Regions from separate parts of the Homo sapiens genome. Here region 2 is linked to region 1. A link is a loop called in an ENCODE intact Hi-C map of the cell type or tissue named here. Cell type or tissue: heart left ventricle. All regions are shown on one strand. Each heading gives the region's core, and the rest is flanking DNA. Links, peaks and the distances in the headings are about the cores only.

What was found. A loop is a pair of places that touch in the nucleus more often than their neighbours do. Peaks named below come from ENCODE experiments on the same cell type or tissue, not always from the same donor. Only the 100,000 strongest peaks of a DNase experiment are listed, where the experiment ranks them.
Region 2: it touches region 1 in a loop (2.9-fold over the local background); 8 of 110 quality-filtered maps call a loop at or near these places.

What each region holds. Positions count from the first base shown.
Region 1 is chrX:136,764,744-136,770,356 of GRCh38, reverse strand. The region is part of intron 2 of ARHGEF6 (Rac/Cdc42 guanine nucleotide exchange factor 6); the gene reads left to right. Among named protein-coding and RNA genes, the nearest start is that of ARHGEF6, 13 kb to the left of the region's middle. RefSeq lists an enhancer at 1,821-1,930 and silencers at 2,663-2,942, 2,953-3,002, 2,860-3,028, 3,033-3,082, 3,143-3,272. In heart left ventricle, for the core only: a CTCF peak has its summit at 3,014; DNase peaks (open chromatin) are centred at 2,586 and 3,126; H3K4me3 peaks cover 3,674 bases; H3K27ac peaks cover 4,197 bases.
Region 2 is chrX:136,907,266-136,912,878 of GRCh38, reverse strand. No RefSeq gene overlaps it. Among named protein-coding and RNA genes, the nearest start is that of RBMX, 29 kb to the right of the region's middle. RefSeq lists an enhancer at 3,815-3,864. In heart left ventricle, for the core only: no CTCF peak of the experiment used is centred there; DNase peaks (open chromatin) are centred at 2,788 and 3,558; H3K4me3 peaks cover 2,895 bases; H3K27ac peaks cover 1,180 bases.

The DNA.
Region 1 (5,613 bases), core at 211-5,210:
GAGTTGGATTTTGTCAAATGCTTTTTCTACGTCTGTTAAAATGATCACTGGTTTTTGTTTGTTATTATATTTGTATGCTGTATTACATCAATTGATTTTCATATATTAAATCAATCTTGCATTCCTGGGATAAAACCCAGTAGATCATGTTATATATGCACATAGAAATTTGTGCACATCAGTGATTATTCTTGAAGGATCTTTCTTCACAGAAATGGGATTACTGTGTAAAATTGTGATAGATAATGTCAAATTGCCCTTCAAAAATGTTATACCAAGTTACACTCTCAGCAATAGTGTAAACAGTGTCTTCTTCCTGTCCCTGGCAACACTGGATATTATTTGTCTTTAATGTTTGCTAAACTGATGGATGAAAATGGCATTTCATTTATTGCTGTAATTTGTATTTCATGATTACTAATGAGTTTGGACATCCTCTTATCCCTTTATAGTCTATTTGTATTTCCTTTTTGTGAACCAAATATATCTTTCTTACTTTCTTACAGAATGGAGAAGGCAGGGAAAATACTCAGGTCCCAAGTGAAGTTTCCAGAATATATGGAAGAATCCTCCTGTCTAGGTAGAGGGTCACTGATGTCTCTCAACAACACAAGTTCTAGCAATGGCAGTTTTATTTTTGTGTTGCCCCTGAAGTTGCTGAGAGTTGGGGACACCTACAATTCTTCCGATCAGTCAAGAATGGCCTGGGTAGTACCTCTTTGATTGCATTGTCCTGGCTACAACTACATGACCGACTGGTCTCTGAAAGCTCTAAACCTATGGTTTTCCTGTTAGCCAACCCTTTCCTCTGCCTTATCCCCAGAAGGTAATCTGCCTTTGTCCTCTTCCACCATTACTACCAACCCATTGCCAGGGACACCCTACCATCTCCTATTCTGCTCCTGAGCCAAGTTTATTATTTATTTATTTATTTTTATTTATTTTTGAGATGGAGTCTCGCTCTGTCACCCAGCTGGAGTGCAGTGGCGTGATCTAGGCTCACTGCAGCCTCCACCTCCCGGGTTAAAGTGATTCTTGTGCCTCAGCCTCCCAAGTAGCTGGGATTACAGGTGCCCGCCATCATGCCCCGCAAATTTTTGTATTTTTAGTAGAGACAGGGTTTCGCCCTGTTGGCCAGGCTGGTCTCGAATTCCTGACCTCAAGTGATCCACCTGCATCTGCCTCCCAAAGTGCTGGGATTATAGGCAGGAGCCACCGCACCCAGCCCCAAGTTTATTTTTTTTTAAAGATATTTTATTCTGGAAGGATTTCACTGAATGTATATGAGATTCAATTAGTACTTATTTCACTTTCTTTCTTCCTCCTTCCCTCTCTTCCTCCTCTCTTTCCCCCTCTCTTACTCTCTCTCCCTCTCTTTCTCCCCCTCTCTCTTTCTTTCTTTCCAGTACCAGCTGGTAGCAGTATGTTTTTTTCTCTGCCCCCACCCCCTCATTCCCTCCTGTCTCCCTGAGTCACTCCATCTGCCTTGTCACCGGAACAGCAGGGGTGCCCTCCCCAAAGTGAGGCTTGTGGGATGGACGATTTGCCATTTCCCAGGGGCTGCTCTGCAGGGAAGCAGTTCTGAAAGTAAGGCAGCTCTACTAATGATCATGAGTCAAGACTAAATATCTAGCAGCGCGGTGCCTCCTGGGAGGAGTTAGGCACAAGGCCCGGCCTAACCACTACAATTACCAGTAGTTGTAACGGGTATCAGCAGATCTTGCTTCAAGCCCTGACCCTGCCACTTGTGTGAAGTCAGGATCTCCTTTCCCAGGCCTCAGTTGAGTCATCTGTAAAATGAGGAGACTAGAGTAGGGGTTGGGTAATGTCTAATGGTTGTAATGTCTGTTTTTAACTTGCCCATTTCCATCAGTTTCCGCTAGGCAAAGCTTTGCATATTTAGCTGCTCAGTTGGAACTAGTAGGAAGACCAAAGAGGATTTTGGCAAGTTCTTTTCTTCTGTTGTGCAAATCTGACATGCTTAATGGAATTTCCAAGAGTTACATTAAATGTCACCCATGAGTCTGGCTATCCTAATGTTTTACAGATTGCATCGTATTTCTGTAAAAATTAGACATTGAATAAGATTTTAAATATTTCCCATCTATCATGAACATTTTCGTTCTCTCTCAAAGAGACTATTTGATTTGGGGCCTGTTATCAGAGAGGCCGGGAAGGGCATCTAGGATAGTTGGAGGAAGGGTGGTATGTGAAGGGCCTCTGGAGAGCCAACGCTTCTCGGGTGTCTCAGCGGCTCACCATAGAGTTTGGGGGTTCTGAGTTGCATCTGGGGGTGAGGGAGGAAGCAGGCCACCAGAAAGGGCTAGTCCATGAGTCCGGGAATCCCGCCCGAAGCTCTGGCAGTGACCCGCAACATGCCAGGCACCGGCAGCCCTCGGGTAGGGGCTGAAGCGGGCGGCAGCAGCATGCGCAGTGTGGCCGCCGCGGGTACACCGCGGCTTTTGCTGCTGCCACAGCTACCAGGGCTGCTGCTGCTGCTGCTGCTGCTGCTGCTGCTCTGCCTGCGCCGCTGTCACTTCCAGTTCCTACTTCTGCGATCCAGGTCCGGGTCACTGCTTACCCGCTGCTGGCCCAGTGCCTCCAGGCCGCTTTCCCTCCGCTGCTCGGCTCCGGCTGCGGGCAGGAGGGGACCGGCGCGGGTAGCTGAGCGTGGTCTGGAGAAGCTTCGCGGGCTGGCTCCCCCGGCAGTCGCTCCCCTCCACTCGCCACCCCGCGCACCCTCGCCCGGCTCGCAGCCAGCGCACCCAGCGGGGCGCGCCTCCGGCACCCCCAGTTCGGCCCCGCGATCCTCCGCCCGCCGAGCGGCACGGCTATGGCAACAAGAACTTGAGGACAAGACTCTGACTTCCCTTTAGATTAAAAAACAATCCCTGGGCTGGAGAGGTTGCGGGCGCGGCACAGAGTTTGGAGACGGGCGCCCCCTCCTCGCCCGCGTCCAGGCGCAAAGTTGCAGCCGCCCCTCCCCGCTGGGGCGAGCCTAGCCCAGCTCTCCAGTTTCGCCCTGGTGGCGGCCGCGCTCAGGGCAGGGTCCCAGCTCCGGCTGGGTTGATCTGTTCCCGCAGCCTTGGCACAGGCTTGCCCGCCCGCTCGCCGGCCCCGTGACTCGGGAGGGCGAACGGCTTCCAGGAGGCGGCGGCGGCGCGGCTGGAGTGAGGGAGCAGCTGGAGGACAGGCGGGCAGCGGCCGAGCCAGGTGACCTGCCTGGGGGCAAAAGGGTCAGGGGAAGGGGAGCGCGCGAGGGCCCGGGGGTGGGTGCCGAAGGACCCCCTTTGGAGAGGAACCGCCCTTCTTCCCCACTGCCGTGGCTCGCAGCCCCAGCTGCGGGGTCCGTTCTCTGCCAGGGCCTCACAGTTCGCTGAGATCCAGGGTGCCGGGAAGGGGGAGATGAGGGCCAAGGACGCAGAGCGAGGACGCGCCAAACTTAGGGGCGAGTTGTCCAGCTCTGGCCGCAAGGTTTGCATCCGACTGGATTCTTTCCTTCCCCCAGAACCAGAGCAGGAGTCAACAGTACCATTTTTAATACTACTGTGATGCCCTCCCAACCCCGAGCATCCATACATTTGGAGATGTTTTCTGCATTAAGTACAGAGATCTGTCGCAGGAATGGTTTGTAGATGGAAAAGACCTGTATTCTACAAGGTGTTCCAAAGTGCCTGTAGTTAATTACAAGTTTTCATTTTCCAGTCATTTAGGAACCCAACAGGTATTTGAGCTATTTCGTTTCTTAGCTCTGCAGCGGAGAGCCCTCAAGTTTATCTCTGCCTCTTCAAAGGTCTTATATTTTCATTTTTGATTTGTTATTGTTTTTGGATAGAGGGGTAACTCACATGATATTTTTCCCTTTTCTTAATGTGTAGTGGGAGTAAAAATACAGTAAATGAATATATTTTCCTCTGCAATTATGTATATTTTGGTCAATAAAAACTTTGCATAACCCCCCCCCAAAAAAAACCTCACAAAATAGGATAAATTTCAGTTTATGCTCTGTAAAGTATTAATAATTTTAAAGGCAAGATTCAAAGGTTCAAACTGTTTTTTTTTAAACTTATATTTGCCTGGAAAACTCATAGTGTCCTTGGACTTCCTATCTTAATTTTGACATTGACCATGGTAAGAGGATCTCTGATGACATCATTTGCTCCAGCCACAGTCTGGAATTCTGTGACTGAGAGCACCTCTCTCCAAAATGTAAGGCCTGGGCCTGCCCTTGTGCTTCAGCTGAGGCATTTCCAAGGATTTCTCTTCAGCAAAGTATTATGCTACATGCCAGGCAATGCTGCAGTCCCTTCTTACATAATAAGCCAGCTTCAGGCTGGTGTACTCTTTGGGTGTGCTTAGAGCAGTTAAAACAAGGGAGTGTTCTGTCTTAGTCTGGGTGCTGTGCAGATGATTGGAGTTTTGAACAAAGTAAATTTCCAGCTACTATTCTCATATTGCATTTCTTTGGTGCTTAATTTTTTGAATGCCTTCTAGTTATCTGAAACTCCCCGTGCCCTTGTAAAGGATGTAGGAGAGATGGCATTACTTTCACTTGACAAAGAAACAGAAAAGTTTAGTTAATCGAAGTCATACAGCTTATCACTGGTAGGATCAAAACTCTAACCTGGACCTCCTGCTTTCAGCCTAGGTTTTTTCTTTGTTCGTTTATTTTTACTAAAATGTGACATTTTATACAAAAGTGTTTTATGTGGCACATTTTATGGATGGTATGTCTTCCAAGCTACTAATTTTTTCTATTCTTTTTGCCTACTCACATCTCAGCCTTGTCTTTGCTTGTGCAGGGCTGGCGCTGTTCTTAGGGGTAAGGACAGGAGGAGAGTTTTTCAAAGGATGGTCTGTGGTTTCTATTTACCTACAGTCTGCCTCTTCTCTACTCACATTCAGGGAGAGCAGGTGCTGAATAGAGTGAGTAGCCAGGGCCCAGAAATTTCTGATATTCATTTGACATCATTAGTCCAAGTATAACATTACTTCAATCTTTACAAAGAAACTCATTCAGGAGAGGAAATTGAAGAGTATGAGTTTTGTTCTTTTATAGCAATCTGTTTATCACTGTGCTTAGGACCGTAGATGCAAAGGAGGAAAAGGAGTTGAGTATCTACCATTTCTCAGGCACCTCCTATGTTCCAGGCACTATGCTAGGTGCTTTAAATCTATTATCATATTTAGCCCTTGCAACACTCCTGGGAGGTAGGTGGCATTGTACTCATTATACCCTGGTGGAAACCAAGGTTTGGAGATGATCCAGACTGATGCCTCACACTGCCAGTGCAAAGAAGAACCGGAATGTAATCACTGATGTACCTGACTCCAGAACTCATTCCCTTTGCCTTGTGCTAGGCTGCTGTTGCCCCCAAAGCTATTGATAAATACAGGAACACCTAGCTCCTTTGTTTTCAGACATGGCTGTACATTGGAGTCACTTGGGATACTTTTTAAAAATACAAATTTTGGGGTCTTATAACCCAGAGATTTTGAGTTAATTGGTCCGCAATGAGGCCCAGCCACTGGTATTCCTTTTTTAAAAAAATGCTTAAATCAACTTTATATTTACATTCGGGAAATTGCACAAATCCTAAGTATATAGTTTGG
Region 2 (5,613 bases), core at 451-5,450, 140 kb before region 1:
GCCAAGTTTCTTCAGTCCAAGGGATAGCATTTCTTGATAAGGTACACTTTCCTGTTAGAACAATGGCACTCCACAAAGGTATTGCATGCAAATTTAATCATCAAAAAGCTAATGCCTGACACACAAACCAATGTAACAGTACAACAGAAAACTCAGAAATACAGCCATACAACTATGCCCAAGTGATTTTTTACAAAGGTGAAAAAGTTGCCAGGCTCGGTGACTCACACCTGTAATCCCAGCACTTTGGGAGGCCGAGGCAGGTGGATTACTTCAGGTCAGGAATTTGAGACCAGACTGGCCCCGTCTCTACTAAAACTACAAAAATTAGCTGGGCGTGGTCCCAGCTACACAGAAGGCTGAGGCAGGGCCAGGTGAGGTGGCTCACACCTGTAATCCTAGCATTTTGGGAGGCCAAGGTGGGCGGATCACATGAGGTCAGGAGTTCGAAACCAGCCTGGCCAACATGTTGGAACCATGTAGAAAGATGGAACCATGTAGTAGAGATGGAACCCCATCTCTACTAAAAATACAAAAAAAAATTAGCCGGGCATGGTGGCGGATGCCTGTAATCCCAGCTACTTGGGAGACTGAGGCAGAAGAATTGCTTGAACTCGAGATCACACCACTGCACTCCAGCGTGGGCAACAGAGCAAGACTCCATCTCAAAAAAAAAAAGAAGAAGAAGAAGAAGGCTGAGGCAGAAGAATCGCTTGAGCTCAGGAGGTGGAGGCTGCAGTGAGCCAAGATGGTGCCACTGCACTCCAGCCTGGGGGACAGAGCAAGCCTCTGCCAAAAAAAATTTGAAAAGGTGCAAAAGCAATTTCACGGAGGAAGGATAGATAGTCTTTTCAAGAAACCATGCTAAAGAAATTAGATATCTATAGGCAAAAAAAAAAGTTAATCTCAACCTTTCACATCTTCCAACAACAAAAAACCCAAAATGTATCACAGACTTAAATGTGTGAACCCCAAATACCGGAAACAGGTCTCATTCAGTATAGAAAGTTTATGTTGCCAGGTGCAGTGGTTCACACCTGCAATCCTAGCACTTTGGGAGGCCGAGGTGGGTGGATTACCTAAGGTCAGGAGTTCGACCAGCCTAGCCAGCATGGTGAAACCCCATCTCTACTAAAAATACAACAACAACAAAAAAAAATTAGCTGGGCGTGGTGACGGGTGCCTATAATCCCAGCTACTCGGGAGCCTGAGGCAGGAAAATCACTTGAACCCAGGAGGTGGAGGTTGCAGTGAGCCGAAATCGTGCCACTGCACTCCAGCCTGGGAGACAGAGTGAGACTTCATCTCAAAAAAAAGAAAGAAGGAAGGAAAGAAAGGAAGGGAGGAAGGGAGGGAGGGAAAAAGAAAGGAAGGAAAGGGAAGGAAAGAGAAAGAAAGAGAAAGCAAGAAAAGAAAGAAAGAAAAGAAAGAAAGAGAAAGGAAGGAAGAGAAAGAAAGAGAAAGAAAAAGAGAGAGAGAGGGAGGGAGGGAGGAAGGAAGGAAAGAAGAGGGGAAGCCGAAGGGGAAAGGGAAAGGAAAGGAAAGGTTCCAGATGTTACTAATCATGTTTCTTTGTTAGGGAGCCTGCTGAAATAAAGAATAAAGAGCAAGGAGTAGATATAAACAGTCAGAGAAAAGGCAAATAAAAAATATAAAAAGGATGCTATTTCTTACATGTGTTTGGCAAGAGGTTTGCTCAAAACACTGCTATCAATATTTCTCACAGGGAAAGGCAAGCTCCAGGTTTGAAAAGTAAACATGCTGCACCTAGAACTAGCCTTTAAAAACTCCTAGAACCTTAAAGTTGGCTAAGTCTATAGTCAGATGGCACCAGCACCATTCTCAACTTTGTGTGCATTTGTGATGCCTTCTACCAGAATACCCCCCTACACCCTAGATTAGGCAACTAGAGATCAGAACATAAGTCTTATTTATTAATACTTTTTGAATTGATTACTTGCAAGAAAAATTCCTTTTGAGTCAGCTTACAATGAAAACAACGAGGCTACTAAGGAAGGGAGCCAAGAAATTACTGGTGGTTGAGGGACACGCTGAAGAGGAATTGTGCCAGGAATCCCTGGCTAAAGAAAAGTAATAATGATGACAGTTACCATTTATTGAAAGCTTACTATGTGCAAGGTGCCGTCGTAAGTGCTTTTCATGTACTATCTCATTTTATTCTCACAAATCTCTAGAAGTAAATAACACTATGTTTGCAGAGAAAGGACCCAGGAGACCCAAGTGGATTAACAAGAATTAGGGGGGTAAGAGTGTGAGACCATATGAGTGAGGGGTAACACAGCATGGTGGGGATGTATTTAAGAAAGACCACAATGAGTGTATGTGTCCAGAATGGAAGATTGTGTAAGAACACGAGGGAAAGGGTGGAGGGAAGGGAAGGGTTACAGATGCTGAGAGGGAACCGAAGGCGTTGGGGAGGAGGGGAGGAGTTAGTTGAGGCAGGAGAGAAGCCAAAAGGGAGGTGGAGGAGCAGCCAATAGGGAGGGAAGTGGGAAGGACTTAGAGGAAGGAGGAGGAGCAGTAAAAAGGAAAACAGAAGAGCAGAGGGGAAGAGACTAGAAAAAGCAGCAGTGAGGAGGAAGGTAAAGGAGAAGAGAGGGAGGGGTAGGGAGAGGAGCCGAGAGGGAGGGGAAAGAGAAGGAGATGGGAGAGGGCGTAGCATCCAGGAGAAAGGAGGAGGGGGAGGAGCCGAGAGAGCACTGGCAGAACAAAAAGAGACTGGGTAAGGAGTCGATAAGGGGGGGAAGGGGAGGAGCCAAGATAAGAAGGTGGGGCCGAAACAGTAGGCGTTGGAGCCGAGAGGGAGAAGGAAGAAGACGAGATGAGAGGGAAGGGAGGGAGCAGAAAAAGAAGAGGAAGGGGAGGAACTGTGAGGAAGGAGGAGATACTGAGAGGGCGGGAAAGATCCGCGAAGTGGGAGACTCCGAGATTGAAAGCCCCTGAGACATACCCACAGGGAAGGCAATGGCATTCCGGGTCCAAGTCCATGAGCTCTCGGCCCTGGTCGTCCCCTATCGGCCCTATACCCCTACCCGAAGCCTTCCCCTCACATCTCTCTCACTCCCTCCAATCCTCACCTGACAAAATGCGATTTCTCGCTCCGCCTGGCAGAAGTTGACCGCGGCTAACCTGGGAAGGTAGAAAGCCGTGCAGCGGGCGGCCCTGAAGCCTCAGGAGCAGCCCCAGCCTCAGCAGCCACCTCAGCCCGGAGAGGGCGGGCCACTGGCGCTCGAGGTTGGTTCCCACGCGGAAACCACGAGTACTCATTTCGGGAGCCGGCTCAGGCACTCGGGAACACACACATGAAATCGGCACCCGTGGAGGAAATAAGCGGAAATGACAAGAGCCTCGGACAGGGAACAGCCGAGGCCGGCTAGTGGCACTATAACTCCCAGGACGGCCACTTAGTCGGGATAGAACATGGTTCGCAACCCGGTTGCTAGGGCGCCAGTAGGCGGGCATCGTGAGCTGTCGCGGTGCGCATGCGTGGGGATCCCCGCCGAGCCGAGCCGCCCCGCCCCGCCCCGCCATCCCCAGACTTCCCCGCCTCGCCCTTTCCCGTGGCTCTGGCGGTGCCTTGCGCTCTGCCTCGCTTGCAGCCACGCTAGGCCCTGCACAGGTTGGGGGGGGCGAAGGGAGGCTGTCCTAGAAGTTTCATCATAGCAGGGGCTCGCCTCCTCCCGAGGTTGCCTTTCTTAGTCCCAAACTAGCAGTGTTACCGCCCCTGCCATCTTCATTTCTGGCTGCAGGAATTAGGGGGTGTGGCATTCTAGGGCCGCACGGTCCAGTGCGGTGCCTATGAGGCACTTAAAATGCAGCTTTTCCGAGTTTGATGTTCTGTAAGTGTAAAATGCACTCCAGCTACCAAAGACAAAAAGAAAGTAAAACATTTCGACCTGCGCGGTGGCTCAGGCCTGTAACCCCAGTACTTTGGGAGGCCGAGGTGGGTGGATCACCAGAGGTCAGGAGTTCGAGCCCAGCCTGACCAATATGGTGAAACCCCGTCTCTACTAAAAATACAAAAATTAGCGGGCGTAGTGGCGTGCGCCTGTAGTCCCAGCTACTCGGGAGGCTGAGACAGAAGAATTGCTTGAACCTGGGAGGTGGAGGTTGCAGTGAGCCGAGATCACACCACTGCACTCCAGTCTGGGCACCAGAGCGAGACTCCGTCAAAAAAAAAAAAAAAAAGCGTGAGGGGGGCCGGGCGCGGTGGCTCACTCCTGTAATCCCAGCACTTTGGGAGGCCCAGGCGGTCGGGTCACGAGGTCAGGAGATCGAGACCAGCCTGACCAACATGGTGAAACCCCATCTCTACTTAAAAATGCAAAAATTAGCCGGACGTGGTGGCGGGCGCCTGTAATCCCAGGTACTCAGGAGGCTGAGGCAGAAGAATCGCTTGAACCCGGGAGGCGGAGGTTACAGTGAGCCGAGATCGTGCCACTGCACTCCAGCCTGGGCAACAAGCGAGACTCCGTCTCAAAAAAAAAAAAAAAAGAAAAAGAAAACATTTCTAATTACTGCATGGGTGATTGAAATCATAATATTTGGGGTCCACTGCGTTGAATAAAACATTACTAAAACCAATTTAACTTGCTTCTTTTAATTTTTTTAATGTGGCTACTTGGAAATGTAAAATTACATAGTATGTGACCTGCATTATATTTCTATTGGATAACGCTAGTCTTGGAAGGAGGATGGAAGGGCAAAAGACTAAAGAAAAGGGAGGTGGAGGTGGAGTCCTGCTCTATGCTATTGGAAGAAAGTCTTCTTTCTCTTAGCGGCGGGGACCTTATTTTACGACCTCTGTTAAGAATCCTGTCTTACCTTTTTCTCCTTGTGGTGTACTATAATGCAAAGTGCTTGCATGTGGACCAAGAGAGTATTGTAGGTATGATAGGACACAGATAGTAGAAGAGCTTGTTATTTTTCCTTCTTGTGTTTCAAGAGCTTTGGAGAACAAGAGGTCACTTGTTTACGCTGAGTCGTGTGCGCCTTGCCAAGTGCCTTTCTGTCCAAGTTCCCTCGCTCCTAGAGGTCTGTGTCTCCTGGTGATTGGCAGGCGGCGATTCAAGACAACAAAGGCATCGTGCTGGCGGTGAGCCGAGGCGTGTAGAAATATATCAAGTTAACTCTTGGACTAGAGATGTTGAAAAAGTTGTAGGAGAAATGAAAGGAAATATGCGAATGATGAGAAATAAGGGAATTGTGAGAGTGAAAAGGTTGAACTTGATCAAAAGGAGTGGAGAAGCCCATGTCAAGATTTGCAGGGCAGAATAGCATGATTGCCAGGGCACATCCTTTGTGAAGAGGAATGGGAAATTGGAGCTAGCAAGCGTGAGAGCGGTCACGGTTGGAAGTAACCAGAGCTTGGATAAAAATTCTGTGCTTTACCGCTGCATTAGTATGGCTCTCTGGTCTGCCTTTGGTTGAAAACGTGTATAATAAAAAAAACAGGACAGCCTCCCAGGCCTAGTCCTGGAGCTTGGATACCAGCTCCTCCAGGTGCCAAGGAAGCAAACCTTAGGAGGGCCCGCCGCTCCACAAGAAGGTGTGAGCTTTACATCCCTGCCTCCCAGGTCACCTCCAGGACGT